2 separate regions of the Homo sapiens genome follow, and region 2 is linked to region 1. The links are chromatin loops, found by intact Hi-C in ENCODE. Cell type or tissue: heart right ventricle. All regions are shown on one strand. Each heading gives the region's core, and the rest is flanking DNA. Links, peaks and the distances in the headings are about the cores only.

Region 1 (5,396 bases), core at 159-5,158:
AAAAATTCCAGAAACATTTCCCAAATCCAAATGAGCCGGGCTTTAAATGACAAGGAGGGGAAATTTACCAGATTGAGAAACTGTGAAAAGGCAGAATGAATATTATAAGCAAAGAAGAAAAGCAGTGCACAAACCATTCCTGGGAGGCGAAAAGGTTTACTGTGGTCACATGTAGGGCAGACTTTCCCAGTGGTTGTACTGGGAATGGATTAGAGGGTATGCTTAAGATATTGTTTCCTTCAGATCTCAGAAGGGCCAGAAAGCTCAGAGAAGCCAGAGACTTCAGGCAGTCAGACAGTGGTATCATCTGGTTATTATTCCATGTGTGACATGTCATGAAAAATTTTGGGAAGCACTGGTAGAGGATGCTTAGAAACATGGGGACATGAAGGTAGATTGAGAAAAAAAATCCACAGGTATAATTACATTACATATGGTATGTAATGCCAAGGAGTTTGGTCCTTATCTCACAGTCCGTAGCAAATTGCAGGTTTTTAATGAGGAAAGAGACAGGCTTGATTTTCTGTTGAAGAAAGTAAATGATTCTGGCAGCAGTGTGGAAGAAGCACAGGAACGAAGTGCAACTTCCAGTTAGGCAACTAATACAATTTCGAGGCCCTAAATTAGAACATGAATAATAGCAGAGGCAGTGAACCTGAACAGGACAATTTAAGAGATGTCTTTGAAGTATAACTGCACAATGTTTTCAACTTATTATTAGACACTTTCCCCTTTTGACAATGCCACTCCATTGTGCAAAGGGAGATAAAGATAAAAAAGCATTTATTTTAAATAGATTCGTAATTATTCTGCAAAGAGAACAATATCTGCTAAATTAAAACCTGGATCTTAACAATGTTCCATGACTTGACTTTTCAACTGGTGGACATGCTTTTTAAACAATAATTCAATTTGCATTAAAACTATTTAAGATAATCACTTCCCCATAAAGCTGAAAAAGTTGTGGGAGTCTTTAGTGCTTAGCTAGGCTTCACAGAGCAGTTCAGTCCCACAGATATTTGCTGAGTATCTACTATGTGTCAGGCATAGGATTAGGTACTAGGGTTATAAAGTTCTTTGTTCTTTAAAAAATAATTCATTTGAAACAGATTTCTGTATGTCAACATGTTAGCGTATATTTGTATTAAAACAAATAAATCAATCAGTCTTTAGGCTATCTGTCTAATGTTGGGCTTGCTCAGTTCTGCAAAAACCTGTAGCACTGTGCAAGAAAAGACTTGATGCATTTGACAGCAGGTGTTCAGGAAAAATGCACCACAGTAAATAGCAGCAATTGATGATGAGCACAAAATGAAGAGAACAGAAGAAAAAAAAATTTAGCATGCACACACATACACATACTTAAGTTATTTTATTAGCATATTTTCTTTGTCCATTTCTATTAAAGAGTCATTTTACAAGTCAAAACAGTATGTATCCAGCACTAATCCAAATTCTTCCTCTTGTAAAAAGTGAATCTGCTTTTTAAAAAACTATAGGGGCAAAGTGAAAACAATGCAAACTAACATTTCCTATGTCTCTATAAAATTCACTCTTTAAAAAGGGTCTCCATAAGATAGAATAGGAGTGAAGAACTTCCTTAGATATTTACATATTTTAAGATATTTAAAAATATATAAACCCATGGGTTCTTAATGGGGGTAAGGGAGTAGTGGCAGTGGGGACAAATGGCCTGTCCTCTGCTTCTTTTCCCAGCATCGTCTCCTGTTATTTGACCCCTCCAGGCCCTTTACTTTCTACCAATACTGAACTCCTTGTACTTCCCCTAAAATTGCTATGAGCATATTCTTCACACCTCTCTAATTTATAAATAGTGATCTCTTTATCTGAACAGTCCTGTCTACTCCCAGGCCATGTACTCCAGGAAAATCCTAGTTATTCTTTCAAATCATTTCTATACAAAGAAACTGTCATTTTCTTCTCTATATTACTCCTAAACATTGTTCACATTTCTTTTGCACATATCACACAACAGTTGTTTATATTTTCTAATGCCCCTGCTGAACCATAAGATATTCAAAGGACATATATTTTTTCCCAATTTAAAAGAAATCACAATGTAAGGTGATCTGCCTACAGACACCTACTAGGTATACAGAAGCATGCAGACAAGAAATATATAAGACAGCAGGTGGTACCAAAAACATGTTGCTCAGAATATGTTTCTGGATAACTAAGGTTTTTAACTCATTACATATAAACGATTTTTAAAAACCTAAAATGAAAGTCTTCTGATATATACTACAAAGAATGGATGATATGGTAAATGTAAACAAACAAAGGTTTTGTTGACTCAAAGTCTTCTTTTCCCTCTCCATCATTCTTAAACAATATTCTGTGCTAAAGTTATTAGATGGTGAGGATACAGATGCCGTAGGACAGATTTATACAATGTAACTTGAACGGGCACCACAGGACTGATGGGTTGCACAGTGGTGACGCCGAGTGGTGATGCAGAGCTGTGGATACTGCCTGCCTGCACTTGCAGAGGTCATCAATGTTTCCACATCCTCTGAGAGGAACAGCGTGTTTCTGTCTCTCACCCCAAAGAGACATTGTTTCTGTTTTCTATTCCTGCCACTCCTCAATTTTTTTTAAGGTACAAAATACCAAGATACAGAAGCTATTTCTTATCAGTCCCACCAGAGTGCAGCAGGGCTGTTTTATCCTTTTCTTTGCCTTGCGTTTTCTTTCTCCCAGGCTGGTCCCAGCCCATTTCTGAGTTCCGTCAGTCCTGCTTTGGCTGTTCAGTGCACCTTTCTTTTTCCTTGTCTCTGGTACCTTGTCTGATAATACAAGACATTACAAAATAATGTCTTTTTTTTTAATCTTACCTATTCATAGTTCAAAATTCTGGCTCTATTACTTACTGAGTTTTATTTATTTATTTGAGATGGGGTCTTGCTCTGTTGCCCATGCTGGACTGCAGTAGCGCGATCATGGCTCACTACAGACTTGACCTCCAGGGTCCAAGCGGTCCTCCCACCTCAGCCTCCCGAATAGGTGGGACCACAGGTGTGTGCTACCACATCTGGCTAACATTTAAATTTTATTTTTTTGGACAGACGGGTCTCCCTACGGTGCCCAGGCTGGTCTAAACTCCGGACTCAAGTGATCCTCCTGCTCAGATTACAGGTGTGAACCACCACACCTGGTTGTAACTGAATTTTTTTTTTAATTACAGGGTACATGTGCACAACGTGCAGGTTTATTACATAGGTATACATGAGCCATGTTGGTTTGCTTCCCCCATTAACTCATCATTTACATTAGGTATGTCTCCTAATGCTATCCCTCCCCCAGCCCCCCACCACCTGACAGGCCCCAGTGTGTGATGTTCCCTGCCCTGCGTCCAAGTGTTCTCATTGTTCAATTCCCACCTATGAGTGAGAACATGTGGTGTTTGGTTTTCTGTCCTTCTGATAGTTTGCTGAGAATGATGGTTCCCAGCTTCATCCATGTCCCAACAAAGGACATGAACTCATCCTTTTTTATGGCTGCATAGTATTCCATGGTGTATCTGTGCCACATTTTCTTAATCTAGTCTATCACTGATGGAAATTTGGGTTGGTTCCAAGTCTTTACTATCGTGAATAGTGCTGCAATAAACATACGTGTGCATGTGTCTTTATAGCAGCATGATTTATAATCCTTTGGGTATATACCCAGTAATGGGATGGCTGGGTCAAATGGTATTTCTAGTTCTAGATCCTTGAGGAATCACCACACTGTCTTCCACAATGATTGAACTAATTTACACTCCCACCAACAGTGTAAAGGCGTTCCTACTTCTCCACATCCTCTCCAGCATCTGTTGTTTCCCAACTTTTTAATGATCACCATTCTAACTGGTGTGAGATGGTATCTCATTGTGGTTTTGATTTGCATTTCTCTGATGGCCAGTGATGATGAGCATTTTTTCATGTGTCTGTTGGCTGCATAAATGTCTTCTTTTGAGGGATGTCTATTCATACCTTTTGCCCACTTTTTGATGGGGTTGTTTTTTTTCTTGTAAATTTGTTTGAGTTCATTGTAGATTCTGGATATTAGCCCTTTGTCAGATGGGTAGATTGCAAAAATTTTCTCCCCTTCTGTAGGTTGCCTATTCACTCTGATGGTAGTTTCTTTCGCTGTGCAGAAGCTCTTTAGATTAATTAGATCCCATTTGTCAATTTTGGCTTTTGTTGCCATTTCTTTCGGTGTTTCAGTCATGAAGTCCTTGACTAGGCCTATGTCCTGAATGGTACTGCCTACGTTTTCTTCTAGGGTTTTTATGGTTTTAGGTCTTACATTTAAGTCTTTAATACATCTTGAATTAATTTTTGTATAAGGTGTAAGGAAGGGATCCAGTTTCAGCTTTCTGCATATGGCTAGCCAGTTTTCCCAGCACCATGTATTAAATAGGGAATCCTTTCCCCACTTCTTGTTTTTGTCAGGTTTGTCAAAGATCAGATGGTTGTAGATGCATGGTGTTATTTCTGAGGCCTCTGTTCTCTACATATCTGTTTTGGTACCAGTACCATACTGTTTTGGTTACTATAGCCTTGTAGTATACTTTGAAGTCAGGTAGTGTGATGCCTCCAGCTTTGTTGTTTTTGCTTAGTACTGTCTTGGCTATGCGGGCTCCTTTTTGGTTTCATATGAATTTTAAAGTAGTTTTTTCCAATTCTGTGAAGAAAATCATTGGTAGCTTGATGGAGATAGCATTGAATCTGTACATTACCTTGGGCAGTATGGATATTTTCACAATATTGATTCTTCCCATCTTCCATTTGTTTGTGTCCTCTTTTATTTTGTTGAGCAGTGGCTTGTAGTTCTCCTTGAAGAGGTCCTTCCCATCCCTTGTAAGTTGGATTCCTAGGTATCTTATTTTCTTTGTAGCAATTGTGAATGGGAGTTCACTCACAATTTGGCTGTTTGTCTGTTATTGGTGTATAGGAATGCTTGTGATTTTTGCACATTGATTTTGTATCCTGAGACTTTGCTGAAGTTGCTTATCAGCATAAGGAGATTTTGGGCTGAGACGATGGGGTTTTTAAATATACAATCATGTCATCTGCAGACAGGGACAATTTGACTTCCGCTTTTCTAAATTGAATAACCTTTGTTTCTTTCTCTTGCCTGACTGCCCAGGCTAGAACTTCTAACACTATGTTGAGTAGGAGTGGTGAGAGAGGGCATCCTTGTCTTCTGCCGGTTTTCAAAGGGAACGCTTCCAGTTTTTGCCCATTCAGTATGATATTGGCTGTGGGTTTGTCATAAATAGCTCTTATTATTTTGAGATATTTCCATCAATACCTAGTTTATTGAGAGTTTTTAGCATGAACGGCTGTTGAATTTTTTCGAAGGCCTTTTCTGCATCTATTGAGATAATC
Region 2 (5,396 bases), core at 335-5,334, 110 kb after region 1:
TGTCTGGCTTTGGTAAGAGGGTGATTCTGGCCTCATAAAATGAGTCTGGAGGTATTCCCTCCTCTTCAATTTTTCAGAAGAGTTTGAGGAGGATTAGTATTAGCCCTTCTTTAAACGTGTGGTAGAATTCAGCCATAAAGTCATGTGGTTCTGGGCTTTCCACTGATGACAGACTTCTACTTACTGAGTCAATCTCCTTACTAATTATTGGTCTGTTCAGATTTCCAATCTCTTGATTCAGTTTTGTTATGTTAAATGTTTCTATCCATTTTTCTAGGTTACATGATTTGTTGACATATAATTGTTCATAGTAGTTTCTTATGATCCTTTGCAAAAAAAAAAAAAAAAATCCTAAAATTCATATGGAATCACAAAGGCCCAGAATAGTCAAAATAATCTTGACCAAAAAGAACAAAGCTGGAAGCATCACACAAACAGATTATAAAATATACTGCAAAGCCATACCTAGCATCAAAACAGACACATCAACGAATGGAATAGGACAGAGAGAGCAGAAATAAATCCACATGTCTATAGTCAATTGATTTTTGATGATGATGCCAAGAACATACAATGGGGAAAGGACAGTCTCTACAATAAGTGATGACGAGCAAACTGAATATCCACATATAGAATAAAAATGGACCCTTTTCTCACCCCTTATACATGAATCAAGTCAAAATAAATTGAAGACTTAAGCAGAAGACCTGAAAATAAAACTACTAGAAGAAAACCTAAGAGAAAAAGCTCCACAGACAGAGATTTCTTGGATATAACCTCAAAAGCACAGGCAATGAAAGCAAAAATAAACCAATGGAACTGCATTAAACTAAAAAGCTTCTGCACACCAAAGAAACAATAGAGTGAAGAGAAAAACCCCAGATTGGGAGAAACATATGCAAATCATACATCTAATAAAGAGCTAATATCTAAAATATACAAGGAACTCAAACTACTCAATATCAAGAGAACACATAACCCTATTAAAAACTGGAAAGAACTTCAATACACATTTCTCAAAAGATACACAAAAGTCCAACAAATACAAGTGCTCAATATCTCTAATAATGAGAAATGCAAATTAAAACCACAATGAGATGTCACCTCACATCTGTCAGACTGGCCATCAGAAAGATGAAAGACAGTAAGTTTTGGCAAGGATGTGAAAACTAGGGAATCCTTATCCACCGTTAGTGACACTGTAAATTAGTAAAGCCATTTAAGAAAACAATATAAAGTGATATTGTAAATTAGTATAGCCATTTAAGAAAACAATGTCTAGGTTACCCAAAGAAGTAAAAACAGAATGACCATATGATTCAGCAATCCCACTACTGGGTATTGTAAAAGGTATCAGAATCAAAATGAAGTCACCTGTGTCAAACTCAAACAAAAAATATATATAAATAAAGCTAGGAGTTTACAAAGGGAGGCCACACACACACACACACACACGCACACGCCTATGATAGGAACTATAACAGACACTGTATGAAGGACTCTTAGGCACATATGCCTGTAACCACAACGTTCTAAACTGCAGATTGTTACAGGAGTCACAAGGACAGCTAGCCAGATGCACAAGAACACTTGCCTGACACAGTTTCCACTAAAGAACTGGTGTCAGCTCCTGTGATAAGCCCCGTAACCAATGTTGTCATTGTTTCAAAATAAACTACTACTTTTCTCCTTTACCTTTAAAAGCATCCCCTTGCCTGAACCTCTTTGGATATGCCTGTGGTCCCCATAGGCTGCATATCCCAGAACTGCAAATCCTCTATGCAGTCTCGAACAAACCCATTATCTTCGGAGAACCTCTCTGCCTGCTATTTAGGTTGGCAATGTATACACAAAGGATTGAAATCGGCTGGGCGCAGTGGCTCACGCCTGTAATCCCAGCACTTTGGGAGGCCTAGGCGGGCGGATCATGAGGTCAGGAGATCGAGACCATCCTGGCTAACACGGTGAAACCCCGTCTCTACTAAAACTACAAAAAATTAGCCGGGCGTGGTGGTGGGCGCCTGTAGTCCCAGCTACCGGGGAGGCTGAGGCAGGAGAATGGCGTGAACCCAGGAGGCGGGGCTTGCAGTGAGCCAAGATCGCACCACTGCACTTCAGCCTGGGCGACAGAGCGAGACTCCGTCTCAAAAAAAAAAAAAAAAAAGGATTGAAATCATTATGCGGAAGAGATGCGGAAGAGATGCCTTCACTTCCATGTTCATTGAAGCATTATTCACAATAGCCAAGCTATGGAAACAACCTGTGTCCATTGACAGAGAATGAATAAAGAAAATGTGATGTGTGTGTACACATGCAAATATATATGCACATATATATATATATATATGTACACACATCATGTTTTCTTCGTCCATTCTTCTATCAATGAACACTGGTTGTTTCCATAGCTTGGCTATTGTGAATGTACATATATGTATACACACACACACACACACAAATATAATTCAGCCATAAAAAAGAAGGAAATCTTGCCATTTGCGACAACATGGATGAACTCTGAAAACATCACGCTAAGTGAAATAAGCCAAACACAGAAGGACAAGTACTACATGATCTCACTTATATGTGGAATCTAAAAAACAGCTGAACTCCTATTAACAGAGAATAGAATGGTTGGGACCTAAGGGTTGGGAAAAGTGCGATATTAGTCAAAGGATACAAACCCTCAGCCACAAGATGAATAAGTATTAAAGACCTAATGTAGAGCATGGTGGTGACTACAGTTAATAACAATGTATATGTGTCTGTGTATATAAACATCATGTTGTACACTCTAAAGATATGCAATTTTTGTTTGTCAATCATACTTCAATAAATCTGGGGGGGAAAAGGCCAAGAAGCACATGAAAATATAGTGAAAATCACTAATCATTAGGGAAGTACAGATCACAATCACAATGCATGTCGCCTCATACCCATTAGGATACATACTATCAAAAAAGAAAAAAGAAAAGAATCAGAAATTTAAAACCTTGTTCCCACTATTGGAATGAATATAAAATGGTGCAGCTGCTGTGGAAAATAGTATGGCAGTTATTCAAAACATTAAAAATAGAAATACTATATGATCTAGCAATTTCACTTCTGAGTACATATCAAAAAATTGAAAGCAGATCTCAAATAGATATTCACACACCATGTTTGTAATACCACTATTCATAATAGCCAAGAGGTGGATACAACCTAACTGTCCATCTACAGATGAATGGATAACAAGATGTGGTATATACATATAATAAAATATTCAGCCTCAAAAAAGAAATTCTGATACATTATATAACATAAAATAATCTTGAGGACGTTATGCTAAATTAAAATAAGCCAGTTACAAAAGACACATACTGCACAATTCCACTTATATGAGGTATCCAGAGCAGTCAAATTCATAGAAACAAAGTAGAAAGGGACTGGGGGGAGGAGGTAATGCAGAGTTGTTTAATGGGTACAGATTTTCTGTTTTCCATGATGAAAAAGTTTTGGAGGCTGTGCAACAATGTGAATATACTTAATACTACTAAACTGTAAACTTAGAAACTGCTAAGATAGAAAAGAAAAATAAACAGTTAAGATGGTATCTTTTATGTTATGTGCTTTTTTACCGCAATAAAAAAATAATTTTAAAAATCCCCATAGGAGACATTATACATAAGTAAAGAGTTGATTTTAAAAAAGGAAATTGTACTTCTTCAAAACTAAAATTTTTTGCTCTGTGAACTACAGTGTTAATAAAAAGAAAAGACAAGCTACAGATTAAGAGAAGGTTTGTAATATGCTCGATAAAGGATTTTGATCCAGAATACGTAAAGAAAACAACCCATTGAAAGGGTAAAAATTGATCCAAAGAAAACATTTCACCAAAACAAAATGTTCAAATTACAAATAAGCAAATGAAGAGATGCCTGATATTGCTGGTAATAAGAGCAATGCAGATTAAAACCACAATAAGATAATACTATATAACTAACAGAATGATTAAAACTAAAGAAAAAAAAAACACTGACAATAACAAGCACTAGCAAGTATGCAGGGCACCTGGAATGCTCATATATTGTTGGTGGGAATATAGTTCAGGCAATCTGGAAAGTAATAGGGCAGTTTATATAAAATTAAGCATACAGTTAATTACCCTATGATTCAGTAAATCCACTCCTAGAATCATATTAGATATAAGAAGTTTTGTTCACATAAAAACCAGTCTGTGAATGTGTACTGCAACATTCTTCATAGCAAAAGCTGCAAACAATCTAAAATGTCCTTTATTGTTTATTATGTATAAACAAACTGTAGTGCATCTATATAGCGGAATAATACCCAATAATAAAAAAGGAACAAACTACTGATACAGTAACACAGACGAATCTCGAAAACATGTGAAATAAAAGAGGTTATACTCAAAGATGACATGTGCATGATTACATTTATATGACATTTGGGAAATGGGCAAAACTACAGGACAGATCAGTAGTTGCCAGGGGTCAGTGGTGGAAAGAAGACATCCCACCAGTGGTGGCTGCAAGAATAAATTTTTGGAGTAAATAAATTGTTTTGCATTGTGATTGTGTTGGTGGTTACCCAATTCTATGCATTTATCAAAACTGACAGAACTGAACCTGGCATCGTGTCTCACGCCTGTCATCTCAGTACTTTGGGAAGCTGAGGTGAAAGGACTGCTTGAGGCCAGGAGTTTGAAACCAGCCTCAGCAACATAGAGAGACCTCATATCTACATAAATTAAAAAATATATATATATTAGCTGGGAACTGTGGCCTGCACCTATAGTCCCTGCTACTTGGGAGACTGAGGTGGGGGATGGTTTGAGCCCAGGAGTTTGAGGTTGCAATGAGCTATGATTGCACCACTGCTCTTCAGTCTGGGCAACAGAGTAAGACCCTACCTCAAAAACAAAACAACAACAAAAAACCTCACATAACAGTTACCAGCTATGTTGGTCAAGTTTCTTAACCATCTGTGTTTCAGTTTCTCACGTGTATGATCAAGGATGGTAATAGAATTTACTTCATAAAATTAAGATTATATAATTATATATATAATTTAGAACAAAATTTAAAAACATGTTGAACTGCAAGTGCCTTTGAGACATGTAAGTAGATGGTTGAATCGGTCAGAGCAAAGATCTGAGCTGAATTAGGCACTGAATCACAGCTGACAACTGAAGCCATGGATGTGGATGAGAGAAGATGGGTCCCGTGCCCAGCCTTGACAAACTGCAACATTCTGTGGCTAGGCAGACCAGAATAAATATGTAAAGGAGTCAAGGAGGACAAAGAAATAGAAGAAAAATTAGGTATTACTGTGTCACGTAAAACAAAGAGGAATGTTTCAAAGAGGAAGGAGTGGACAATGACAGCTGATGG

What was found. Hi-C counts contacts between places; a loop is a spot of excess contacts. Peaks named below come from ENCODE experiments on the same cell type or tissue, not always from the same donor. Only the 100,000 strongest peaks of a DNase experiment are listed, where the experiment ranks them.
Region 2: a loop joins it to region 1, with 4 times the contacts of the local background. A loop is called at or near these places in 5 of 110 quality-filtered maps.

The regions. Positions count from the first base shown.
Region 1 is chr4:123,241,537-123,246,932 of GRCh38, reverse strand. All of the region lies in intron 14 of AFG2A (AAA ATPase AFG2A), which reads right to left. Among named protein-coding and RNA genes, the nearest start is that of SPRY1, 150 kb to the left of the region's middle. In heart right ventricle, for the core only: a CTCF peak has its summit at 2,472; a DNase peak (open chromatin) is centred at 2,472; H3K27ac peaks cover 2,164 bases.
Region 2 is chr4:123,129,549-123,134,944 of GRCh38, reverse strand. The region is part of intron 14 of AFG2A (AAA ATPase AFG2A); the gene reads right to left. Among named protein-coding and RNA genes, the nearest start is that of AFG2A, 210 kb to the right of the region's middle. In heart right ventricle, for the core only: no CTCF peak of the experiment used is centred there; no DNase peak of the experiment used is centred there.